Linked DNA regions of Homo sapiens: all the other regions are linked to region 1. Evidence: chromatin contacts called from ENCODE Hi-C or POLR2A ChIA-PET data. All regions are on one chromosome and are shown on one strand. Each heading gives the region's core, a stretch centred on a gene start or an enhancer-like site at or near the end of the contact. The rest is flanking DNA. Distances are from core to core; before and after follow the strand shown. Region 1 holds the start of RFX2 (regulatory factor X2). Region 2 holds the start of SNAPC2 (small nuclear RNA activating complex polypeptide 2). Region 3 overlaps ARHGEF18 (Rho/Rac guanine nucleotide exchange factor 18).

The links. Hi-C counts contacts between places; a loop is a spot of excess contacts on that map. ChIA-PET counts read pairs that join two places held with the same protein, here RNA polymerase II (POLR2A). Pooled maps may share reads with other maps.
Region 2: a loop to region 1 is called in a map of naive thymus-derived CD4-positive, alpha-beta T cell, with 34 times the contacts of the local background. The contact joins the promoter of SNAPC2 here to the promoter of RFX2 in region 1. A Hi-C loop is called at or near these places in 2 of 168 maps with a recorded cell type or tissue (both naive thymus-derived CD4-positive, alpha-beta T cell) and 10 of 50 pooled maps. POLR2A ChIA-PET finds 5 or more read pairs at or near these places in 1 of 52 experiments (WTC11).
Region 3: a loop to region 1 is called in a pooled map, with 7 times the contacts of the local background. The contact joins the enhancer-like site here to the promoter of RFX2 in region 1. A Hi-C loop is called at or near these places in 1 of 50 pooled maps. POLR2A ChIA-PET finds 5 or more read pairs at or near these places in 2 of 52 experiments (H1 and PC-3).

The regions. Positions count from the first base shown.
Region 1 is chr19:6,107,702-6,112,343 of GRCh38, forward strand. It overlaps RFX2 (regulatory factor X2), which reads right to left and starts at 2,799. Exons shown (of 18, transcript NM_000635.4): 1 at 2,692-2,799. RefSeq lists an enhancer at 1,313-1,813 and a silencer at 2,661-3,120.
Region 2 is chr19:7,917,925-7,922,566 of GRCh38, forward strand. It overlaps SNAPC2 (small nuclear RNA activating complex polypeptide 2), which reads left to right and starts at 2,414. Exons shown (of 5, transcript NM_003083.4): 1 at 2,414-2,625; 2 at 3,499-3,618; 3 at 3,781-3,849; 4 at 4,111-4,423; 5 at 4,521-4,642. The coding sequence starts at 2,443. TGFBR3L (transforming growth factor beta receptor 3 like) reads left to right here. Exons shown (of 7, transcript NM_001419781.1): 6 at 133-205; 7 at 993-1,173. The coding sequence ends at 200. RefSeq lists enhancers at 1-766, 1,442-1,941, 3,642-4,244 and silencers at 1-11, 132-201, 2,464-2,693, 2,774-2,973.
Region 3 is chr19:7,470,402-7,475,043 of GRCh38, forward strand. It overlaps ARHGEF18 (Rho/Rac guanine nucleotide exchange factor 18), which reads left to right. Exons shown (of 29, transcript NM_001367823.1): 29 at 1-2,077. Among named protein-coding and RNA genes, the nearest start is that of PEX11G, 16 kb to the right of the region's middle. RefSeq lists a silencer at 2,754-2,803. Within about 2 kb of position 2,695, at least 5 of the 41 ENCODE cell types and tissues checked have a DNase peak (open chromatin) inside an H3K27ac peak, as active enhancers do.

The sequences.
Region 1 (4,642 bases), core at 1,549-4,048:
ATATTTTTATTAATTATAATGCTAATGTAAAACTAAACAATTAGATCTAAGGAATAAGACCCAGATAAACAATTCCCCAGCACCTGCATTTCTGGTGGACAGAACCATCCTTAGCAGTACTTCAATGATAAACAATGTTAAAAGATGAGTATTTACATTTAAATATACATCACATACACATTATATTATATTGTTGTATTTAAATATACATCACACATACATTAAGGTAATGCGTGCCCTTCACGCAGAAAGCAAAGATCAAGTGATTTCAAAGAACTTGTCCTGTTATTGAGGTAATAACTGTCTCTCTCTTCTCAGATTCAGTGGTTTATAAGAAAGAACTTAAAAAACTAAAATATTTCAGTATTGCTTTTCCTGCAGGAGCAAACTATTTCAGAACTCATTCCCAACCCAAGTCCGTTGAACTGTCACAGAATCACAGAACAGTGATCTTTCCCATCATACATTATAAGTTGCCTTCCGTACCACGCCTGTTGATGAAGAAGCCCTAGTAATTCAAGAACTTAAATTCTTTTCCTAGGGAGGTTACCATAAACTCTTACTTCTCTGGTCAGAGTAGGTGAGTTGTCGTTTCTAAGGTTATTTTAGAGTCAGTTCAAGTCTTTAAACTAGAGCAGGAGAAAGCACAGATGCCCCCCTCCTCCTTATCCAGAAGGACGGGAGGTAAGGATCTTTCCATAAGCAAACAATGTTTCAGGGCACGATGTAAAAAGATAAAATACATGTCAACAATATGTACAGGCAAAAATTTTTTTAAAAAGTCTTTGTTGTTTTGTGTCATTATTATTATTACTGTTACTTTGTTGGGGAACTCTTAGTTGAAACAGAGAATGAAGCTTGTACAAGGTTTGATACAGAGATGAAGCTGACTGAGAGGGAAAAGAACTCATCGAAGCCTGCGCTGGTCATTTATGATACAAAGCAGGAAAATAATTGCAGGGAGGCACAATGCTAACAACACCCCAAAGTAGGAATGAAGCCTGGGGGGGCGGGGGTAAGGCAGCCAGCCCTGGGTCCCGAGCTCCATCTTGCCCTCTCCCCTCCCCATTCTTGCCGCACAACCAGGAGGTTAAAATAGGAAGATGAACCGCGCCGGCAGCCGCCAGAATGGCCCGGGCGCTTGGGGCCCTCGGGGGCCCTTGAAATAGCCACTAGGATCGGGAAATCCAACTTTCCCAGCGGTGCAGCGAGGAAAACCAAAAGGAACGGAGCCGGAGGCTGGTGGCGAGGGAGCGCGGAGGCTTCTCGGAGGGAGGAAAAAGAAAGAAATGAGCATTTGGGGTGTGAGTGAGTGTGTGTGTGTGAGTGTGTGTGTGCGCCCGCGAGCGCGCTGGTGGGCGGTGGGGGCAGGGGGTGGAGTTTAAATCCACAAACACACACACGCACTCGCACTACCTCGGAGAAAATGCCTGGAGCAGTTTAGGTTCTTTAACAAAATAAATAAATTGAAAAAAAAAAAAAGTTTCACTCGCGTTGGTGAAACTTTTCTCCCTTCCAGATCAGTCCTAAGAGGAGAGCTGCGGACGTGCGGAGGGGCATCTTGGGGGCACGTGGAAAGACTGGCGGACGCACGAACCCCTATACTCAGGAATATGGGGTCACAGGGAGAAGGGGAGGGGGTGTCCGAGGCGACCTGAACGCGAGGATTTGGGGCAAAAAGGTGAGAAACAGTTCCCGGGGAAGCTCGCTCGGGGAGTTTGGGATGAAAAGGTGAGAAGGGCAAGAGGGGTTCTCCCCAGGGCAGACGCACCAGCTTTTAGTTAAGGAATGAGAAAAAGGTTCCAGGGGTGCCCCCAAATTCAGTATGTCTGGGAGTCCATTAAAAAGGGGGTCCCCGGGACAAGTCAGATCTAGGAATTTGGGGTAAAAATGAGAAGGGAGTCTTCGAGGTCCCCCCGATGCAAGAAGTTTGCGACTAAGAGTGACAGAAGGGCTCTGGGGTCACCCCAATTTCGGAGGTTTGGGGAGTAAAGTAAGAAGAGGGCCCCAGGTGGCCCCAATTCAGGGAGTTTGAGGGTATGAGTAAAAGAGGGGTCCCCGGGTGTCCCCATCTCAGAGATCTGGGGAGTAAAAGTGAGGAGAGGGTCCCCAAGCGCCCCCAATTCAGAGAATTCGAGGGTTTGAGTAAAAGAAGGGTCCCTGGGTGCCCCCAACTCAGAGATCTGGGGAGTAAACGTGAGAAGAGGGTCCCCTGGCGCCCCCAATTCAGAAAATTCGAGGGTATGAGTAAAAGAGGGGTCCTTGGGTGCCCCCAACTCAGAGATCTAGGGGGTTAAGGTGAGAAGAGGGTCCCCAAGCGCCCCCAATTCAGGGAGTTTGAGGAGTTTGAGAGACGTTCCCGGGGCGCCCCCAACTCAGCGAGTTTGAAGGTAAGCGTGAGAAAGGGGTCCCCGGACGCCCCAACCTCAGGAAGTTTTGTAAAAAGTGAGGCGACGGCACCGCACCTCCCCCGCGTTCAGTCAATAAGGAAAGTGGGGACGTCGCCAGGGTCCCCCCAAACTCCGCCGCGCGCGCGGACGGGGTGGCGGAGGCGGGTCCCGCGGGCGCACCACCCGGACGTTTGGGGTGAGCGGCGGGGACGTGCTGCCCGCCCCCCGGCCCCCGAACGGGGTCCCCGCCGCCCCCCACACTCCCCGGCCGGGCTGGGCCCGGGGCGGTCGCATCGGTCACCTGGAGTTCGGGCCGGGAGTTCGGGCAGCGGCTCCCGCGGCGGCGGCAGCGGCTGCTGCGTGTTGGTCCCCGTTGGTAAGTAACAGTCTCCACGGCTACAGTCTCTATGGCGGCGGCGGTGGCGGCGGCGGCCGCTCCTCCTCCGGCTCCCGCCGCCAGCCAGCCTCGCGCAGCCCGCCCGCCCGACGGGGCGGGGCGTTGTTACCGGCAACGGTTACCAGGCTCCGCGCCCCACCTTCCTAACGGCCCGCCCACGCTCGCCTCCAACGGGCCCCCAAGAGGGCGGGGCGCGAGACCCTACGGCGTTCCATTGGCTGTCTGCAGAGTCTGTCGGAAGGAGGAGGCGTTCCCCCTTGAAAAAGAGTGCGAGACTCGGCCAATGGCCGCGAAGAGGGGCGGGTCTTGGCGGGAGGCGCGCGCGGCTCAGAGGGTTGGCGAACCGGTCGCGCGCGCGGCGCCGTGGGTTGGTGGCGCGTTTTGGGAAAGTCCAGTTTTAGGGGACCCAAGGGACTCCGTTTACCCCACAGGAGGAGTGTGGGACATGTGGGAACAGTCTGATCAGGGGTCAGCAAACTCTCGCTCGCCGCCTGTTTTTCACGGACCCCCAGCTGAAAATTTAAATATATATATATTTTTTACATGGTTAAAAGAAACTATCGGCCGGGCGCGGTGGCTCACGCCTGTAATCCCAGCACTTTGGGAGGCTAAGGCGGGTGGATCACGGAGTCAGGAGATCGAGACCATCCTGACTAACACGGTGAAACCCCGTCTCTACTAAAAATACAAAAAATTAGCCGGGCGTGGTGGCAGGCGCCTGTAGTCCCAGCTACTTGGGAGGCTGAGGCAGGAGAATGGTGCGAACCTGGGAGGCGGAGCTTGCAGTGAGCCGAGATCGCACCACTGCACTCCAGCCTGGGCGACAGAGCGAGACTCCGTCTCAAAAAAAAAAAAAAGAAAGAAAGAAAAAAAAAGAAACTATCAAAAGGAGCTTTTGTGGGGTGTGAACCTGATAGGAGACTCTCTTTTATTGTATTGGGCCCAGTATTTTGAACTAGTTTAAAGATTGGCAAACTGCGGCCTGCGGGTCAAATTCTGCCTGCTTGGGTTTGTAAATAAAGCTTTATTGGAACATAGCCACGCCCATTTCCTTGAACAGCTTGGAAGGCTGCTTTGACACTACAGGGGCGGAGTGGAGTAGTTGCGCAAAGACGGCATGTCCCACGCGAAGCCTAAGATATTTACTATACGGTCCTTTACAGAAAATGTTTGCCAAACTCACCAGCCCTCCTCTCAAGCTGGTAGATTCAGCTACGAGTAGGACAGAAACAGACAGATCCTCATAGAACTTTTATTCTAGTGAGGGAACATTGACAGCAAACAGAATAAAGAGGTAAACATATAGTTATTCGAGACAAGGGGCTGGAAGAATAGGAGAAAACAACTTGTACTGAGAAAAGGCAGGAGATTAGGCTTCAGCCCCACTCATTCATTCAACAAGAAATCATATTAGTGAGCACTGATTAAATTGCTATGTGCCTGAAAGTGATCTAAGCATTTTTTAAATATGCAAACTCATTAAATCTTACAATCGCATCTTTAGAAAGATGCTAGGCATTATCCCCGTTTTTATTTGTTTTGTTTTTTCTTTTTTTTTTTTTGAGACAGAGTCTCTCTCTGTCACCCAGACTGGAGTGCAGTGGTGCGATCTGGCTCGCTCACTGCAACCTCTGTCTCCCGGGTTCAAGTGATTCTCCTGCCTCAGCCTCTCAAGTAGCTGGGACTACAGGCGCCCGCCACCACGCTCAGCTAATTTTTGTATTTTTAGTAGAGACGGGGTTTCACCATGTTGGCCAGGCTGGCCTGGAACTCCTGACCTCAAGTGATCCGCCCGCCTTGGACTCTCAAAGTGCTAGGATTACAGGCATGAGCCACCATGCCCGGCCTTTCCCCA
Region 2 (4,642 bases), core at 1,164-3,663, 1.8 Mb after region 1:
GCGATCCCGCCTGCGGGGCCTGATCAACCCTAGCTAGGCCTGCCTCCGCGATGCCCGCAGCAGCCCCCAGGGGCCGCCCTTAGCCTGGCGTGGCGCGCAGCAGCCCTTCTGCAGCTCGCCTCTCCCTTCCAGCGCCCCACGCCCCTGGCCCGCCCGCGAGAGCCTCGCCCAGCGGTCCCCAGCCCAGGAGGTCCCAGTGAGGAAGGTAGGTATGGAGGTGGAGGGAGCTGGGTGAGGTAGGAGATCTGACAGTGACGCTTCCTAGCGCTTAGTTCGTGCCAGGCACTGTGGTTTTTTTGTTTGTTTGTTTGTTTGTTTGTTTGTTTTTTGAGACGGAGTTTCGCTCTTGTTGCCCAGGCGGGAGTGCAATGGCGCGATCTCGGCTCACCGCAACCTCTGCCTCCCGGGTTCAAGCGATTCTCCTACCTCAGCCTCCTGAGTAGCTGGGATTACAGGCATGCGCCACCACACCCGGCTAATTTTGTATTTTTAGTAGAGACGGGGTTTCTCCATGTTGGTCAGGCTGGTCTCGCACACCCGACCTCAGGTGATCCTACCGCTTCGGTCTCCCAAAGTGCTGAGATTACAGGCGTGAGCCACTGCGCCCAGCCTCCAGGCACTGTTGTAAATGTTTTACGCCTATGAACTAACTTAATCCCCTTAACCTCTAGGCGGACACTATTATAATCCCCATTTTAGAGACGAGAATGATGAGGCATTCTCTGAATTAAGTAACTTGTCAAAAGTCACAATACTGGGTGGAGCTTGGATTCGAACTCAGGCAGTGGGTCACCCGCGGCAGGCGCGGGCTTTGGGTCGAGCCAGGGGCATTAGGTGAGGAGAGGCACTAGGCGAGGAGAACTCAGCATTCGGACCCGGCTCCCACTCTCACCCCGGCATGCAGACCGATGGAAGAGGCTAGTGGTCTGCTGGGAAGGGAGGTGGCCCGCGTAGCGTCCCCTCCCTCGCTGAGCCTCAGCCACCCCTCCCAGGGATGGTGCGCCCCCAACATGGTCCGGAGATACACCCAGCTACCAATTCGGGACCAGGACCAACAGGACCGGACCCGCCTCCCTGGACCTCGGACCTGATGAGGCCACGACCCCTGCGCTTCTCTCCTCCCCCTGTCCCTCCCACCTGTGCTCAAAATAAACCTCTGGACTGACCGGCTAAGTTCTGGTGCAGTCAGTGAGCGCGCAACGTGCGGGGTGGGGGATAGGTGGGGAGGCTTGGGGAGAAAGCTGGGAGCAGGACTTGGGGGGTATTCCTGAGAAATCGTGACTTACAGGGGTGGAGCCTGGGGACGGGGCCCATATGCCCATATACCCGTGTGCACTCCCAGGCCATGGGAGACTGTAGGGCGTTTTGTCTCAAACAGAAAGCGACACCCGGCCGGGCGCGGTGGCTCCCGCCTGTAATCCCAGCACATTGGGAGGCCGAGGTGGGTGGATCACTTGAGGTCAGGAGTTCCAGACCAGCGTGGCCGACATGGTGAAACCCCGTCCCTACTAAAAAAAGTAACAAAAAAAGAATTAGCAGGGCGTAGTGGCGCGTGCTTATAATCCCAGCTGCTGGGGAGGCTGAGGCAGGAGAATCGCTTGAACCCAGGAGGCAGAGGTTGCAGTGAGCCGAGATCGCGCCATTGCACTGCAGCCTGGGCAACAAGAGCAAAAATCTGTCTAAAAAAAAAAAAAAAGCGGCACCCAACCCCACAAGCGTAAGTTTAAAATAAACCTTCCCCCTCCCTCCTCTCCTTACCCGGACACCTGCCCATCTGCCTCCTGCGATCTTTCTCAAGCCAGGCCTTCTCCGCTCTCCATTACCCCCGCCCGGACCCTGCCCTAGCTCCGCTTCGACCTTCTGCCTCTGCTCCAGTTCCCTCCTGGTCTGGACTTCGCCCTCCTCTTAGATTGTCAGTCTAGTCTAGAGCTCCTTAAATCCCTCCTGCCCGAGCTCCACTCTACCTTACACAGACAAGAGTGGGACTATCAGCCCCAGTCTACAGAGGAGGAAACTGAGGCTCGGCAAGGCTAAATCACTTGCCCAAAGTCCCCAGGCCTGTCTGACCCCAGAGCCCAGGCTCTTGACCGACTGGATCTTCGGACTTGACCTTTCGGCCAGAACCCACCCCTCTGCGAGAAGCAAAGCACACAGTAGTAGCTTCATGAGTTAGTCCAGCAACAGAGGGAGGGCATGGGATCCAAGGTGTCGTCTCCACTTCATGAATGAGATAAAGTGCAGGCTGAGGGTCTCCTTCGCCCCGCCCCAGTTCCGGTGCCGATCTCCCCTTCACTTCCATTGGGGCGGTTCCCCGGGCCTCCAAACGCGAAGCCACGCCCCCACGCGCGTCCGCCTCCGCGCGGTTCTTTCTGACCTCGGCGGCCCCCGTAGCTCCGCCCATCGGAGAAGCGACCTTACAGCGCCTGCCTCTTTCTGAGCGGCATGAAGCCACCTCCCAGGCGGCGAGCGGCCCCGGCGCGCTATCTGGGCGAGGTGACCGGTCCCGCGACCTGGAGCGCTCGCGAGAAGCGGCAGCTAGTGCGACTCCTGCAGGCGCGGCAGGGCCAGCCGGAGCCGGACGCCACCGAGCTGGCCCGGGAGCTGCGGGGCCGGAGCGAGGCTGAGGTGAGATGCGGTTCTCGGGACCGGAGCCAGGCTGGAGGCGGGGCTGGGGTGGGGCGGAGAGTGGGCGGGGCTGCGGCAGGAGCCAGCGGGGCGGGGCCAGGAATGTAAGCGAGCGGGGGCGTGGCGTGGGGCTGAGTGGCGGGGCGTTAGTGGGTGAGCCTGGGCGGGGTGAGGGGCGGGGCGTGGACGGGAAGAGAAGACCTAGGGGCGGGGCGAGCTTGGGAGCTAGACGTGGGCGGGGCATAAGTGAAGCGGAGGGGCGGGGCGATGCCGGGGGCGGGGCGTGCGTGCCGCTGAGGTTTGGAGAGTGGGTGGGTGAGTTTGAGGGGCAGGACGAGCCTGGGGGCGGGGCGTGGGCGGGTTAATAGCAAGACTTAAGGGCGGGGCCGTTTTGGGAGTAAGGCGTGGGAGGGGCGTGGGCGGGATGAGGGCAAGCTTTAAAGGCGGGGCGAGCCTCGGGGTAATGCGTGGGTGAGGCGAGGGCTAAACGGGCGGAATGAACTGGGAGTAAGATGCTGCCGAGTCCGGGCGAAAAGCAACGCATGCTGTTGGACAGGATACGAGCTTGAAGTGAGAGGGAATAGAGAAGAGGGGACGAAGAAGGGAGTTGAACGGGGTAGTAGTCAGCATAGGGTTGGGCCCTGGCTGCGTGAAGGAGCCGGAACTGGCCTGGGCCTTACAACTTCCTTAGGTAGCTGGTCACGCTCTGGGTGGGGTAGGGGCCTTGGCAGTCACTGGGACTCCTAACACCGGGCCAGCAGGAGACTAAGGCGCAGTAGCGGGGCCCAGAGCATACAAGGGATTGGGCTTTGGCTTCTCTGCTGCAGCCCTGAGCTCATAGAAGCCTCATTCCGCCGCCTCTTTCCTTTCTAGATCCGGGTCTTCCTCCAGCAGCTCAAGGGCCGCGTAGCCCGGGAGGCCATTCAGAAAGTGCATCCGGGTGGCCTTCAGGGACCAAGGCGCCGGGAGGCACAGCCCCCAGCCCCCATAGAGGTGAGGCAGATGAACAGGGTGAGGCTGTCCAGGGCAGGTCCCTGGTGGGTAGGTGGGAGTTGCGGGGGATAACCTGATTAGGGGATCCCCAGGAGGAGCAGGGCTTGGGGGGCCATTGCAGGCTGATCCCTGGGCTGACCCTGTACCTCTGGCTTCACTCAGGTCTGGACGGATCTGGCTGAGAAGATAACAGGGCCACTGGAAGAAGCCCTGGCAGTGGCTTTCTCGCAGGTACCGCCATTCCCCCAGGCAGGTCAGGGTGTCCCAGAGGACAGGGTCACATGGGCCAAATCATGTGAACCTGGGTCCTGGGCCCTTTTGCCAGCTCTGTGGACTCCGTCAGTCACTGGACACCTCGAGCCTCAGTGTCCCTGGCTCTGAGGCCATCTCTTGTCTGAGGAGCATCTTAGGGTGGCAGGGAGGATGGGGGAATGTGTAGACGGTGAGAAGACTTCCCAGCTCCTCTTCCTCCCTGATTGTTCTGCCTGCCAGGTGCTCACCATCGCGGCCACGGAACCGGTCACCCTCCTGCACTCCAAGCCCCCCAAGCCCACGCAGGCCCGTGGAAAGCCTTTGCTCCTGAGCGCCCCTGGAGGACAGGAAGACCCCGCCCCTGAAATACCTAGCTCTGCCCCTGCTGCACCTAGCTCCGCACCCAGGACTCCTGACCCTGCCCCTGAGAAACCTTCTGAGTCGTCGGCTGGTCCCTCCACTGAAGAAGACTTTGCTGTGGACTTTGAGAAGATCTACAAGTACTTGTCCTCTGTCTCCCGAAGTGGCCGCAGCCCCGAGCTCTCAGCAGCTGGTGAGAAGGGTGAGGGAGGGGGCAGGAGCAGAGGGATCAAGGGTCCCTGGCAGCAGGCAGGGGTGTCCCCTTACCCCTCTCCTCCATCCATCACTAGAGTCCGCTGTGGTCCTCGACCTGCTCATGTCACTTCCAGAGGAGCTGCCACTCCTGCCCTGCACAGCCCTGGTTGAGCATATGACGGAGACGTACCTACGCCTGACAGCCCCCCAGCCCATT
Region 3 (4,642 bases), core at 1,445-3,944, 1.4 Mb after region 1:
TCTTCCCTAGCAAACCACTGATGACCGCCTGGCAGGGGCCAGCCTGTCGGTGCTCTGGGCCTTGCAGCTGTTTCTGTAGGGTTAGCGGTGGTGCCGGGGTCACTTTCTGAATCTCTTTTTTTTTTTTTCAAAAAGGAAAGTTTTTAATGGAAAGTTGAGCCAGAACTAAACCAGGGAGCTGTCTGAAATCATAGCACCCCATCCGGGTGGCGGGGAGATCAACTCCGAGCTGTTTTTCCGAGGCAGTGAGGAACGGTGCCGGCTCTGCACGGAGCTGAGGACAGGACAGACCTTGCTTTGAGAAGGAGCTGCCGGCCGGGGCCACGCTCCACAGCCGCCGCGCGACAGTGGAGCCAAGGGTTAGGGCACCAGGAGGGGCCAGGTGGCGTCGGCAGCATCTGTCCCCAGAATCAGGCAGAATCCACTTCCCAAACAGAGCCCCACGCAGGTTCACCATGAACCTCAGGGTCAGGGAATGAGCCAGGCACGGGGGCATGGGCAGAGAGGGCCACGGGGCAGGGCCCACTGAGGGAACATCAGTGGCCCTCCAGTCAGGTTCTGTGGGTTTGGAAGCCCATCGTGAAAGGGGCTGACCTTTGCCCCTTTTTACTTGGCATTGGTTTTGAAACCAGCTGTTTCCCAAACTCTGCTTCCCAAGGGCAACCGTTGCTGTTCACACGCTCAGCCTGTCTGGGGGAGCGGGCCTCTAGCTTCAGCCAGGGCGGGTACACACCCTGGGCACAGGGTCCTCAGCCCCCGGGAAATGAGCTCCCAGGGCTGGCGTCCCACCTTCCAGGTGGGGGCTGGCACATCACAGACTGTCGAGAGCGCCATGTCCCAGGGCATGCAGAGGATGCACCTAGAGACGTTGCAGCAAGTGGACAAGTGGCCGCTGTGCGGGCCCCTCGCTTGTAGTGAGCTGTTGCAGCTTACGGTCCGTTCCCTGGAGGGGTGGAGGAAGGAGGTGTTGGGCAGCATCAAAGGTGCTGGGACATCCCAGGGTGGTGAGATCCATCCACGATCCAGCTCCGGTGGAGAAAGGGCCCATGTCAAGCCTTGTTCTGCACCCCAAGCATTGGTGGTAGGACTGGGTCCTGGCTGATCGTCCTTGTTCCCAGTGGGGTACATGTGAGCCCCTGCCAGGGCCAAGTCCTTCTCCCGAACCCAGGGTCCTGGGAACTGCAGATCCCGGGGGGATTCAGCCCTTCTCCCACTGTGCTGGCAGAGGCACTCCTGTGACGCTGAATACAGTGAACAGGGACATTCCCGCCACTCGGGGACAGATGGGCACAAGGGAGGGGAAACTCCATCAGGAAGTGCTCCCCTGGGCAGAGGCGCCCACTGGGTGCTGTGGGCTCAGGAGGGGGCGGGGCAGGAGCTGGTGCCAACCGGGAACCAGAGCCCCACAGCCATACAGCCCATTGGTGACAAGGTCCTGAGAACACAGTGGCCAGGTGTCCCCAGGCTCCTGGCCCCTCCGACGACCTCAACTCTGCCCAGCCCGGTCCCTGGCCATCAGCGACGCTGTCCGCCCCCCGTCAGATCCCATGTGTGCCATGTTTATCATCAGTGTTTTGTATTTTTGTACTGAGTATCGGAGCACTTTACAGAAGCTGACTGTACATTCCTGTTCTGTTGTGAAGAGAACATTCCCAGACCCTGGCACCCTCCTGAGCCGGCGTGTGCCGGTCCAGCCCTCCGAGATGCCACAATTCCTTGGATGGGGGAGAAGTTCAAGGAATTTCTGCTCGGCCACGCGGTGGGAACCCCGCGTCCCCGCCATGTGGCAGAGGGGTCTCAGTCGTGCTAGGCATCGGGCGGCAGCGCCGACAGCCCTTCCCTCGCCAGTGCCCCTCGGCCACTCCTGGGTTGGAGCCCGATTTTATTTGTAAAGTTGACAGTCGAGCAAATGTTCCTATTTTCGTGGGATCTGCACACGTCTTTGTCAGTTGTGGTCATGATCTTAGTCACCTGCTAATTATTTTTACAATGATTACAACATTTCCTCACTGCGGGATATTTCTGACCCGCTTTAGAACTTAAGACCTGATTCTAGCAATAAACGTGTCCGAGATGAGCGGTGACTGGCGTGCACGTTCTTGGAGGTTTTATTTGAGGATTTTCTTCTGCCCAAACGTTGCTGCAGGAGTAGCAGGTTCTGTTGGGGGCTCCCCATGGCTCCTGCCCCTCAGCTCGCTCACCTGCCCTCCGTGTCCTGCTTAACGCTCTGAAGACCCCTTCAGGTCCAGTCCCCAGGAGTTGTTGGGGGTTTTGTTTTTGTTTTTGTTTCTGTTTTTTTGGTTTGTTTGTTTTTTTGAGACAGAGTCTTGCTCTGTCGCCCAGGCTGGAGACCAGTGGCAGGTTCTCAGCTCACTGCAACCTCTGCCTCCCGGGTTCAAGCACTTCTCCTGCCTCAGCCTCCTGAGTAGCTGGGATTACAGGTGTGCACCACCACGCCCAGCTAATTTTTGTATTTTTTTAGTAGACATGGGGTTTCGCCATGTTGGCGAGGCTGGTCTCGAACTCCTGACCTCAAGTGATCTGCCCGCCTCAGCCTCCCAAAGTGCTGGGATTACGGGCACAGGGCAGGAGTGGGGCGTGGAGGTGCCTGTGGAGGGTCCTGCCCACCGGGTACACTTCAGGCTTTGGTGGCGCCTCCACGAAAATCTTTTTGCTTTTAATCCACAATAACCGCAAAGGCTGGAACTTTCACTTCCTCCATCTGGGGTGAGAGGCAGCTTGGCCATGAGTATGAAATCATCATTTCCACCTGGTCTGAGTCCCGGTCCAGTGAGGCGAGGACCCTGCTGTTTCAACAGAGGGTTTCCCATCACAAGGGGACTAGGTGTAAAGTCGATCACTAGCTCACTAGGAAGCGCAAAAAGGGAACTCTCAGGCAGCACTGTCCACCAGGAAGATGATGCAGGCCACGTGTGGAATTTTTCATTTTTAGTAGCCATATTAAAAAAGTAAAAGGAGGGCCGGGCACAGTGGCTCATCCCTGTAATCCCAGCATTTTGGGGAGGCGGGGGCTGAGGCAGGAGGATAGCTTGAGCCCAGGAGTTCAAGACCAGCCTGGGCAACATAGTGAAACCCCTTCACAGAAAAATTAAAAAATTAGCCAGGTTGGCCGGGCGCAGTGGCTCACGCGTGTAATCCCAGCACTTTGGGAAGCCAAGGTGGGCAGATTACGAGGTCAGGAGATCGAGACCATCCTGGCTAACAAGGTGAAACCCCGTCTCAACTAAAAATACAGAAATTAGCCGGGCGTGGTGGCGGGCGCCTGTAGTCCCAGCTACTCGGGAGGCTGAAGCAGGAGAATGGCGTGAACCCAGGAGGCGGAGCTTGCGGTGAGCCGAGATTGCGCCACTGCACTCAGCCTAGGCAATAGAGCGAGACTCCGTCTCAAAAAAAAAAAAAAAAAAAAAAAAATTAGCCAGGTATGGTGGCGTGCACCTGTAATCCCAGCTACACAGGAGGCCAAGGCAGGAGGATTGCTTGAGCCTAGGGGTTCAAAGTTGCAGTGAGCTATGATCGTGCCACTGCACTCCAGCCTAGGCAACATGGTGAGACCCTGTCTATAAGAGCTTAAAAAAAAAAAAGGAAATTTGGGGGATAGAAAAAAGAAATGAAATTTAAAAAAAAAAGAAAAAAGGGCTGGACGCAGTGGCTCACGCCTGTAATCCCAGCACTTTGGGAGGCCGAGGCAGGCAGATCACCTGAGGTCCGGAGTTTGAGACCAGCCTGGCCAACATGTTGAAACCCCATCTCTACTAAAAACACAAAAATCAGCCGGGCGTGGTGGCAAACACCTGTAATTCCAGCTACTCTGGGGGCTGAGGCAAGAGAAGCGGTTGAACCCGGAGGCGGAGGTTGCAGTGAGCCGAGACTGCACGATTGCACTCCAGCCTGGGGGACAACAGTGAGACTTCGTCTCAAAAAAAAAAGAAAAAAAGGATGTAATTAATTTATTACATTTTTATTTATTTTTTTGACATGGAGTCTTGCTCTGTCACCCAGGCTGGAGTGCAGTGGCACGCTATCTTGACTCACTGCAACCGCCGCCTCCCAGGTTCAAGTAATTATCCTGCCTCAGCCTCCCGAGTAGCTGGGATTACAGGCACCCACCATCATGCCCGGCTAATTTTTGCATTTTTGTAGAGATGGGGTTTCACCATGTTGACCAGGCTGGTCTTGAACTCCTAATCTCAGGTGATCTGCCTGTCTCGGCCTCCCAAAGTGCTGGGATTACAGGCGTGAGCCACCGCGCCTGGTCTATTTTTTCTTCATTGTGGTCAAATGCACACAACATAAAACTGGCCAGTTGCTATTCTCCTGATGGTGGGCATTGGAGTGTGTGTGTGTGTGTGTGTGTGTGTGTGTCTCCCCCCACCCTCTGATTTGCTCCACCCCAACCCCAGCCGTCCTCTGACCTCTGCCTAGCTGACCCCTCCACTGGGATGCCCCCAGCCTTCCTCAGCACTCCTTATGGGCCCTGGGGGGCTTGGAGGCACCCTAAAATGAGATGTTCTGCAAAGAGGGCCTGTAGTGGCTGGGCACGGTGGCCCACGCCTATAATCCCAGCACTTTGGGAGGCCGAAGTGGGTGAATCACTTGAGCACAGGAGTTCAAGACCAGCCTG